Linked DNA regions of Homo sapiens: region 1 is linked to region 2. The links are chromatin loops, found by intact Hi-C in ENCODE. Cell type or tissue: Calu3. All regions are shown on one strand.

What was found. Peaks named below come from ENCODE experiments on the same cell type or tissue, not always from the same donor. Only the 100,000 strongest peaks of a DNase experiment are listed, where the experiment ranks them.
Region 1: a loop joins it to region 2, with 2.2 times the contacts of the local background. A loop is called at or near these places in 1 of 110 quality-filtered maps.

What each region holds. Positions count from the first base shown.
Region 1 is chr12:77,210,413-77,215,412 of GRCh38, reverse strand. No RefSeq gene overlaps it. Among named protein-coding and RNA genes, the nearest start is that of LINC02464, 100 kb to the left of the region's middle. In Calu3, no CTCF peak of the experiment used is centred here; a DNase peak (open chromatin) is centred at 1,892.
Region 2 is chr12:77,289,596-77,294,595 of GRCh38, reverse strand. The region is part of intron 2 of LINC02464 (long intergenic non-protein coding RNA 2464); the gene reads left to right. Among named protein-coding and RNA genes, the nearest start is that of LINC02464, 25 kb to the left of the region's middle. In Calu3, no CTCF peak of the experiment used is centred here; no DNase peak of the experiment used is centred here.

The DNA.
Region 1 (5,000 bases), 79 kb after region 2:
AATTGGGTGGGGACACAGCCAAACCATATCAACATATGTGATATTGCTAGGGACTGAATTGTGTCCTCCCCAAAATTCATACGTTGAAGTTCTAATTTCCAATGTGATTGTATTTAGAAATAGGGCTTTTAGGAGATAATTAAGGTTACGTGAGATAATAGAGATGGGTTCCTAATCTGATAGGATTGCTCTTCTTATAAAAAGAAAGAGAGAGAGAAAGAGAGAGATTTCTCTAGGAATAGGACATGTGAGCACATAGCAGGAAGGCAGGAAGCTAACCAGGAAGACAGCCCTTGTTAAAACTGGACCATGCTGACACCCTGTAGGGAACTTCCAGCCTCCAGAATCATGAGAAAACAAATTCTGTTGTTTAAGCCACTCAGTCTATAGAATTTTGTTATGGCAGCCTGAGCTGAGTAATACATATACCAAATTTAGGGCTATAGGAAAGCTTCAGGATAATGGATTTCAGATTGTGCAAAGGCTTTGTTATGAGGAATCCATTTGGAAAATAGCCATAGATGCTAAATGCCATCACATTTACTTGACCTGGCAATTCACAACCCATACATTCAACATAAATAACAACAGATTGGATGAGAAAAGAATACTTTTATATATACACTCTCAAATTTTAGTTAATCAAAATACTTGGGACAAAAATCGAAGCACTTGATAAAAAGAGTTGATTCAGATGTACTCTTTCCCTGAAGGTAACACAATAGTTTCCCTCTTCCCAAATCAATTCCCAGTGAATAATAGGACAATTTGTCACTTTCTAGACATTGGGGAAAAGGTTGTAGTTTTCATGTAATAGCATCATAGATATCCAAGACCATACAGAAAGTAAATGATACTGGAAAGTTGGAACTCCATCTCAGCACTAATTAAAACCATTGCCTTGGTCATATGCATAGGAAAAAAGAAAACAAAAAGAAATACATCTCAAAAGTTTTCCTCCTATAGACCAACTAAATTCTGTTTTAACTTGTAGGATTTCTGATGCAAAGGCCTGATAGAAGTTATCTGGCCACAGAACAGAAAGGTTTTCTTTGATATACCTGACACATAATGTAAGTATGCTTTTACTGAATATTCCCAATGACAGCAAACTCACTATCTTATGAGTCAACAAATTCCACCGTGGAATAGCTAAATCTTACAATCTTAAATTAAACCAAAAGATGTGTTTTTTTGTTTAAAGACTTTTTCACAAATTCTCTTTTGAAGCAATGTGAAATATTTAGAGTATGAAAGCAGTCATCACCAAATTTAATGTAGCCTATTTTTTATTTTTGCCTTTCTGGTCGAACTCTTTGTATATTCATTTATAATGTTAATTTTTTCAGTTGTATTACAGCACAGGAAAACTAAGCCTATGTATTATTATCACTTTGATAAATGAGACTATGAAAGTGATTAACAGCTTTTAAAATAGTTCACAGCAAAGCTCAGCCTTTAAAAAAAATTAATTTGCAATAAAAGAAATGAGAAATGCATTGGATCCTCACCTTCTCTTCTTTAGAGTTTTTCCCTTGATAATTAATGACTTAGACCTGCTACAGTTTGACATGGGAGAGAGGATGAGAGAAAGAACTGTTGATCCCCTTAAAAAAGAATACATGAGTTTATTGTCCCACCAAATTCTCAAAAGAGTCTGAGAATCAGAAAAGGTTAAGAATCACTGAAGGGAAGAGCCTTCAATAAAAATGAGACTTTAGAAATAAAGGGTTAAATGTAATCACAGCCACCAAATTGCTTTAGAGATAGCAATAAGGAAATTTCATTGGACTTTCAACCTCTGTAGACAATGGAAGGTGTTTGTTCAGTTAACTTTTCCGAAAAACGACTTCCTGCCAAGCAGTAGGCTGCAACACTTGCACACAATAGTCTGCACTTCCCACACAAGCCACTGCGAAAATCTGGATTTCCGTGGACTGTTTCTGAGGAGTGCCATTATATTAGAGTCAAGAAAAAAAGTGGGAGGGAGGAGGGAAACACTGCATTCAATTCTCTTGCAATCTATTTTTAACACGCCTGAGAAGGTTTTGAGCTATTAATGTAATGAGGCTAGACTCAAAAACAAAAAAAGACCAGCAGGGCAGCAAAGGCCCAACATGGAGGGAGGGGGGTTAATTCCTTAAGGATGTTGACAACTGTTTCAATATCACATGAGATGTTTACATTGCCCATCAATGTATGTTTAATTTGAGGAAATCCTGATTAAAAAGAAAATGTGTAATGTGAGTGAATTAGCTTTCCCCCGGTACTGTTTTTCAGTCAAGGGGAGTGTTTCATAACTCTCTGCTGTCCATCCACTGAATTTTATGTCTTACATATTTATCAGGAGAAATTGCTGCAATCCTCCATGCTGGTGGTGCTCTAGACTCTTTTAAAAAAAATGAGGAAAATATATACATATAAAATTTACCTTCTTTACCAGTTTTAAGCCTACAGTTCAGTGGTAATAAATATATTTATATTCTCTTTTTTTCCTTCATTCTCTCCTCCCTTCCCAGCCTTTCATAACCACCACTTTACTATCTTCACAAGATTCACTTTTTTACCTTCCACATATGAATGAGAACACACAATATTTGATCTAAGTTTTTTTTTCCCCGTAAAAAATATGGTCCCAGCTACTTGGAAGGTTGAGACAGGAGGATCACTTGAGCCCATGAGTTCATAGGCTACATAATGAGACCCTGTCTCTAAAAAGAGATAGATAGATAGATAGATAGATAGATAGATAGATAGATAGATAGATTTGATCAACACAGCTGTGATTCAGGATAGGTATTGATTGCTAGAACACTCAAGAAACAACAGCTTGTGCCAGTGTAGCATCACTTAAGTTCAAGATGTACCAAATTTTATGACACTGTGGAAGCTATATAGTAATGCCCTGCTGTTAAATTTCAAAAAGATAATACAATCAACAGCCACCACTTAGTGAAAAGTTGGGAATCTTAGGAGTATTTTTTAAATGTATTTCTCTAGGATACAAAATTAACATACAAAAATCAGTAGCATTTTTATATGTCAACAGCAAACAATTTAAAAAAGAAATCAAGAACGTAATCTCATTTACAATAACTACAAATAAAATAGCTTTGAAATAAACTTAATCAAATAAGTGAAATAACTTTACAATGAAAACTATAAAACATTGATGCAAGAAATTGTTAAAGGACACAATAAAATGGAAACAGATTCCATGTTCATGAATTGGAACAATTAGTATTGTTAAAATCTCCATACTATCCAAAGCAATCTACAGATCCATTGCAACCCCTATCAAAATACCAGTGACATTCTTCATAGAAATAGAAAAAAGAATTATAAAATTTATATGGAACCACAAAAGACCCAAAATAGCCAAAGCCATTGTGAACAAAAGAACAAAACTGGAGGAATCACATTACTGACTTCAAATTATACTACAGAGCTATAGTAATCAAAACAGCATGGAACTGGCATAAACACAGACACACAGATCAATGAAACAGAATACAAAACCCAGAAATAAATTCGTACATCTATGGTGAACTCATTTTTGACAAAGGTGCAAAGAATACACACCAAGGAAAGGAGAGTCTCTTCAATAAATGGTGCTGGGAGAACTGGATATCCATATGCAGAAGAATGAACTGAGCCCACTCTCTCTTACCATATATAAAAATCAAATCAAAATGAATTAAAGACTTAAATCTAAGATCTCAACCTAAGAAACTACTAAAAGAAAACATTAGAGAAACTCTCCAGGACCTTGATCTTGGCAAAGATTTGAGTAATGCCCCACAAGCACAGGCAACCAAACCAAAAATGGACAAATGGGATCACATCAAGTTAAAGAGCTTCTGCACAGCAAAGGAAACAACAAAGTAAAGTAACAACCCACAGAATGGGAGAAAATATTTGCAAATTATACATCTGACAAAGGATTAATAACCAGAATATATAAGGAGCTCAAATAATTCCATAGACAAACTAAAAAACTGATTTTAAAATGGGCAAATGATCTGAATGGACATTTCTGAAAAGAAGAAATACAATTGGCAAACAAGTACGTGAAAAGGTGCCCAAGATCATTAATCATCAGAGAAATGCAAATCAAAACTACAATGAGATACCATATCACCCCAATTAAAATGGCTTTTATCAAAAAGACAAGCAATAACAAATGCTGGCATGGATGTGTAGAAAGGGGAACCCCTGTACACGGTTGGTAGAAATGTCAATTAGTACAACCACTATAGAGAACAGTATGGAGGTTTCTCAAAAAAACTAAAAACAGAACTACCACATGATCCAGCAATCCCACTGCTTGGTATATACACCAAAGAAAGGACATCATATAATAAAGAGATATCTGCACTCCCATGTTTACTGCTGCAATATTCACAATAGCCAAGATTTGGAAGCAGCCTAAGTGTTCACAACAAATGAATGGATAAAGAAAATGTGGTACATGTACACAATGGAGTACTATTCAGCCATGAAAAAGAATGAGATCCTATCATTTTCAACAACATGGATGGAACTAGAGGACATTATGTTAAGTGGAATAAGCCAGACATGAAAAGACAAACTTTGCATGTTCTCACTCATTTGACGGAGCTAAAAATTAAAGCAAAAATTGAACTCATGGAAAGAGAGAATAGAATGATGGTTACCAGAGACTGAGAAGGCTAGCGGGGAAGAGGGGTGAAGTGAGGATGGTTAATGGGTATAAAAATATAGTTAGAATGAATAAGATCTAGTTTTGATAGAATAACAAGGCAACTACAGTTAACAATAATTTATTGTAAATTTGAAAATAGTGGAAAGAGTATAATTGAAATGTTTGTAACACAAAATGACAAATATTGAGGTGATGGATCTTTCACTTACCCTGATGTGATTATCACACACCATATACCTGTATCAATATATCTCATGTACCTTATCAATGTATATACCTACTATGTACCCATAAAAAATTTTAAGTTTAAAAATTT
Region 2 (5,000 bases):
TGTTCTTTAACCTACATAAAGAACAAACTTCAGTGTGGAAATCCTATGCAAGGAAAATTACAAGATATAGAGAAATGTTTCTTTCCAGTAAAGACATTGGAGGAGAACACTAACAGAAGTCAAAGGGAAATCTAATTAATATTGGCTTTAAAGAAGAAAAATTATGCAATTTTGTTGGAGAGCAAAGTAGTCAGGTACAAGTTGATTTGATGATTCTATATCAAGATCCCTGGTGTTTTGCTAGGTCATTTGTTTAAAATGACTCATTCTTCCTTTCAAGCAGCAAAAGCTCAATCTCACATTCAAAAATGCCCGTAGCACAAAGGTTGCTTCAACATTTGGACTTGAAGGAAAATATTTATAAACCTGTGTATGAAAATATATTTTCCTCTGACTTGCCTTTGTGCTCAGGCCCAATAAATATCCTGTTTGTACACCCTAAAGGCTCTCTTGAGATAGGTATGGGCCAAGGCCTGAAAGTGGCCTGTGTCTCTTTTCTCACATTCCATTGGTCATAACTCAGTCACATGCAAGGGGGGTTAGGAAGTTTAGAAAAGCAAAATACCAAAAAAAAAAAAAAAAAGAAAATTTGAAATAGCTAGCCAGTTTCGGCCATAGTGTCCACATCTCCTGACCCCACATTCCTCTGAGATGTTATTTCTTTGCATCAAAGATATTATTTTCAATCTCTATTTATGGACTTGCTGAAAGTTGATTCGACTTATAATTAATGTATTTGTTTATTATTCCTAAGAATATTTTCTCCAACCATTGTGCTTCGTAAAATGCCTGCCACGAATTAGTTATTAACCAGGAATGGCTTTTCTCTAAGTCTGACATCCTCTGCTGTGAGTTGGCCTCATGTGCTTTCCTGCCCTGTAGTAAGTAGAGGGTGCTTGAAACATTCTCTTCGGCAGGAGAAAGGGAGCTAAATATGAACTTTATCTCCCACTGAATAGAAAAATCCATTAAAATGTCCCCCAGTGGCAACGACCACAAAGTATTTCTTTCTAATTATCTTATCCCCTCATCTTACAAAATATGACCAATATTTACATGTTTGTTTGCTTGCTTTTATCTGGGACCTCTAAGAAACCTTAGTCCTAAAGTATGACTCTTCCTTCCCCAATATACTGCTTCTTTAGGTTCAAAAAGTACTAATACAGAATGGCCTTAGATGAATCTGTGTCTTGGATAAATTGCCCTAGCATCTTCAAAAGCTTCACTTGTATTTGTGTGTGTTCAGCTCGGTAGATCAGTTAACTCAAACCTTTGCACTTTTTTCCAGCCAGATAAATGAGAAAAAATTGCACTTTAATTTTATTTCAATGATAAGAAAATTAAAGTTATTTCTGTTAAAAACCTTAATATGGTCTAAAAAATCTCAACAAATTTTTTTATCATCTGAAACGACTTTAATGGATTTTCTCTAGTATGCCATTAGTACAAATCCATTTTGTTTTATTGAGGTCAAACTACATTCCCTTGTCTTGTTCCCCAGGAGAAGGAAATTAGGTAAAAATTAGCTCACTGTGGTTGTATTCTCTTTATATTGCTGCATAAAGGAGACAGCCAACAAAAGGGCAAGCTGGTAACTTGCAAGGATCAAGCACTTTATATTAGGCCAGAGTTTCTATGTTGTAAGGGGAAAAAATAAGAAAGTGCAAAAGACAACCTAAAAATAAAAGAGTCTAAGAATCAAAGAAGATAGGGTTATTGACTTTGAAAATTTTTCTTCAAAATGTGTATATTTTATGTATAACCACATTAATTATTAAGCTACACAGAAAGTCAACTTAAGTAAATAAATCACACTAGAAGTCAACACATGTAAATAGACACCACACATATACAGTGGGTGTTGGAGGTTAGCATTCTTTTTTTTTTTGGAAAGAAAGAAGTAAAACTTTTTTTATACTTTAAGTTCTGAAATACATGTGTAGAACATGCAGGTTTATGACATAGGTATACATGTGCCATGGTGGTTTGCTGCACCCATCAACCCATCATCTACATTAGGTATTTCTCCTAATGCTATCTCTCCCCTTGCTCCCCACCCCCTGACAGGCTCTGGTGTGTGATGTTCCCCTCCCTGTGCCCATGTGTTCTCATTGTTCAACTCCCACTTACAAGTGAGAACATGTGGTGTTTGGTTTTCTGTTCCTGTGTTAGTTTGCTGAGAATGATGGTTTCCAGCTTCATTCATGTCCCTGCAAAGGACATGAATTCATTCATTTTTATGGCTGCATAGTTTTCCATGGTGTATATGTGCTACATTTTCTTTATCCAGTCTAACATTTAGGGACATTTGGGTTGGTTCCAAGTCTTTGCTATTGTGGATAGCGCTGCAATAAACATACATGTGCATGTGTAGAATGATTTATAATCCATTGGGCATATACCCAGTAATGGGATTGCTGGGTCAAATGGTATTTCTGGTTCTAGATCCTTGAGGAATCACCACACTGTCTTGCACAATGGTTGAACTAATTTACACTCCCACCAACAGTGTAAAAGCATTCCTGTTTCTCCACATCCTCTCCAGCATCTGTTGTTTCCTGATATTTTAATGATCGCCATTCTGACTGGTGTGAGATGGTATCTCACTGAGGTTTCAATTTGCATTTCTCTAATGACCAGAGATGATGAGCATTTTTTTATGTGTCTGTTGGCTGCATAAACGTCTTCTTTTGAGAAGTGTCTGTTCATATCTTTTGCCCACTTTTTGATGGGGTTGTTTGTTTTTTTCTTGTAAATTTGTTTAAGTTCCTTGTAGATTCTGGATATTAGTTCCTTGTCAGATGGATAGATTGCAAAAAATTTCTCCAACTCTGTAGGTTGCCTGTTCACTCCGATGTTAGTTTCTTTTGCTCTGCAGAAGCTCTTTAGTTTAATTAGATCCCATTTCTCAATTTTGGCTTTTTTTGCAATTGCTTTTTGTGTTTTAGTCATAAAGTCTTTGCCCATGCCTATGTCCTGAATGGTATTGCCTAGGTTTTCTTCTAGGGTTTTTATGGTTTTAGGTCTTACATTTAAATCTTTAATCCATCTTGAGTTAATTTCTGTATGAGGTGTAAGGAAGAGGTCCAGTGTCAGTTTTTTGCATTATGGCTAGCCAGTTTTCCCAACACCATTTATTAAATAGGGAATCCTTTTCCGATTGCTTGTGTTTGTTAGGTTTGTCAAAGATCAGATGGTTGTAGATGTGTGGTGTTATTTCTGAGGCCTCTGTTCTGTTCCATTGGTCTATATATCTGTTTTGGTACCAGTACTATGCTGTTTTCATTACTGTAGCCTTGTAGTATAGTTTGAAGTCAGGTAGCATGATGCTTCCAGCTTTGTTTTTTCTGCTTAGGATTGTCTTGGCTATATGGGCTCCTTTTTGGTTCCATACGAAATTTAAAGTAGTTTTTTCTAATTCTGTGAAGAAAGTCAATGCTAGCTTAAGGGGTGTAGCATTGAATCTATCAATTACTTTGGGCAGGATGGCCATTTTGACGATATTCGTTCTTCCTATCCATGAGCATGGAATGTTCTTCCATTTGTTTGTGTCCTCTCTTATTTCCTTCAGCAGTGGTTTGTAGTTCTCCTCGAAGAGGTCCTTCACATCCCTTGTAAGTTGTATTCCAAGGTATTTTATTCTCTTTGTAGCAATTGTGAAAGGGAGTTTGCTCATGATTTGGCTCTCTGTTTGTCTATTTTTGATGTATAGGAATGCCTGTGATTTTTGCACATAGATTTTGTATCCTGAGACTTTGCTGAAGTTGCTTATCAGCTTAAGGAGTTTTTGGGCTGAGACGATGGTGTTTTCTAAATATACAATCATGTCATCTACAAACAGATAATTTGACTTCCTCTCTTCCTATTTGAATATCTTTATTTCTTTCTCTTGCCTGATTGACCTGGCCAGAACTTCCAGTACTATGTTGAATAGGAGTGGTGAGAGAGGGCATCCTTGTCTTGTGCCGGTTTTCAAAGGGAATGCTTCCAGCTTTCTCCCATTTAGTATGATATTGGCTATGGGTTTGTCATAAATAGCTCTTATTATTTTGAGATATGTTCCATCAATACCTATTTTATTGAGTGTTTTTAGCATAAAGAGGTGTTGAATTTTATCGAAGGGCTTTTCTGCATCCATTGCGATAATCATGTGTTTTTTGTCATTGGTTCTGTTTATGTGATGGATTATGTTTATTGATTTGCATATGTTGAACTGGACTTACATCCCAGGGATGAAGCCAACTTGATTGTGGTGGATAAGCTTTTAATGTGCTGCTGGGTTCAGTTTGCCAGTATTTTATTGAGGATTTTCACATCGATATTCATCAGGGATACTGGCCTGAAATTTTGTTGTTGTTGTTGTTGTTGTGTCTCTGCCAGGTTTTGGTATCAGGATGATGCTGGCCTCATAAAATGAGTTAGGGAGGAGTCCCTCTTTTTCTGTTGTTTGGAATAGTTTCAGAAGGAATGGTACCAACCCCTCTTAGTACCTCTGGTAGAATTTGGCTGTGAATCCATTTGGTCCTGGGCTTTTTGGTTGGCAGGCTATTAATTACTGCCTCAATTTCAGAATTTGTTATTGGTCTCTTCAGGGATTCGACTTCTTCCTGGTTTAGTCTTGGGAGAGTGTGTGTGTCCAGGAATTTATCCACGTCCTCTAGATTTTCTAGTTTATTTGCATAGAGGTGTTTATAGTATTCTCTGATAGTAGTTTGTATTTCTGTGGGATCAGTGGTGATATCCCCTTTATCATTTTTTATTGTGTCTATTTGATTCTTCTCTCTTTTCTTCTTTATTAGTCTGGCTAGCGGTCTATCTATTTTGGTAATCTTTTCAAAAAACCAGCTCCTGGATTCATTTATTTTTTGAAGGGTTTTTCATGTCTCTATCTCCTTCAGTTCTGCTCTGATCTTAGTTATTTCTTGTCTTCTGCTAGCTTTTGAATTTGTTTGCTCTCTGCTTCTCTAGTTCTTTTTTTTTTTTTTTTTTTTTGATGGAGT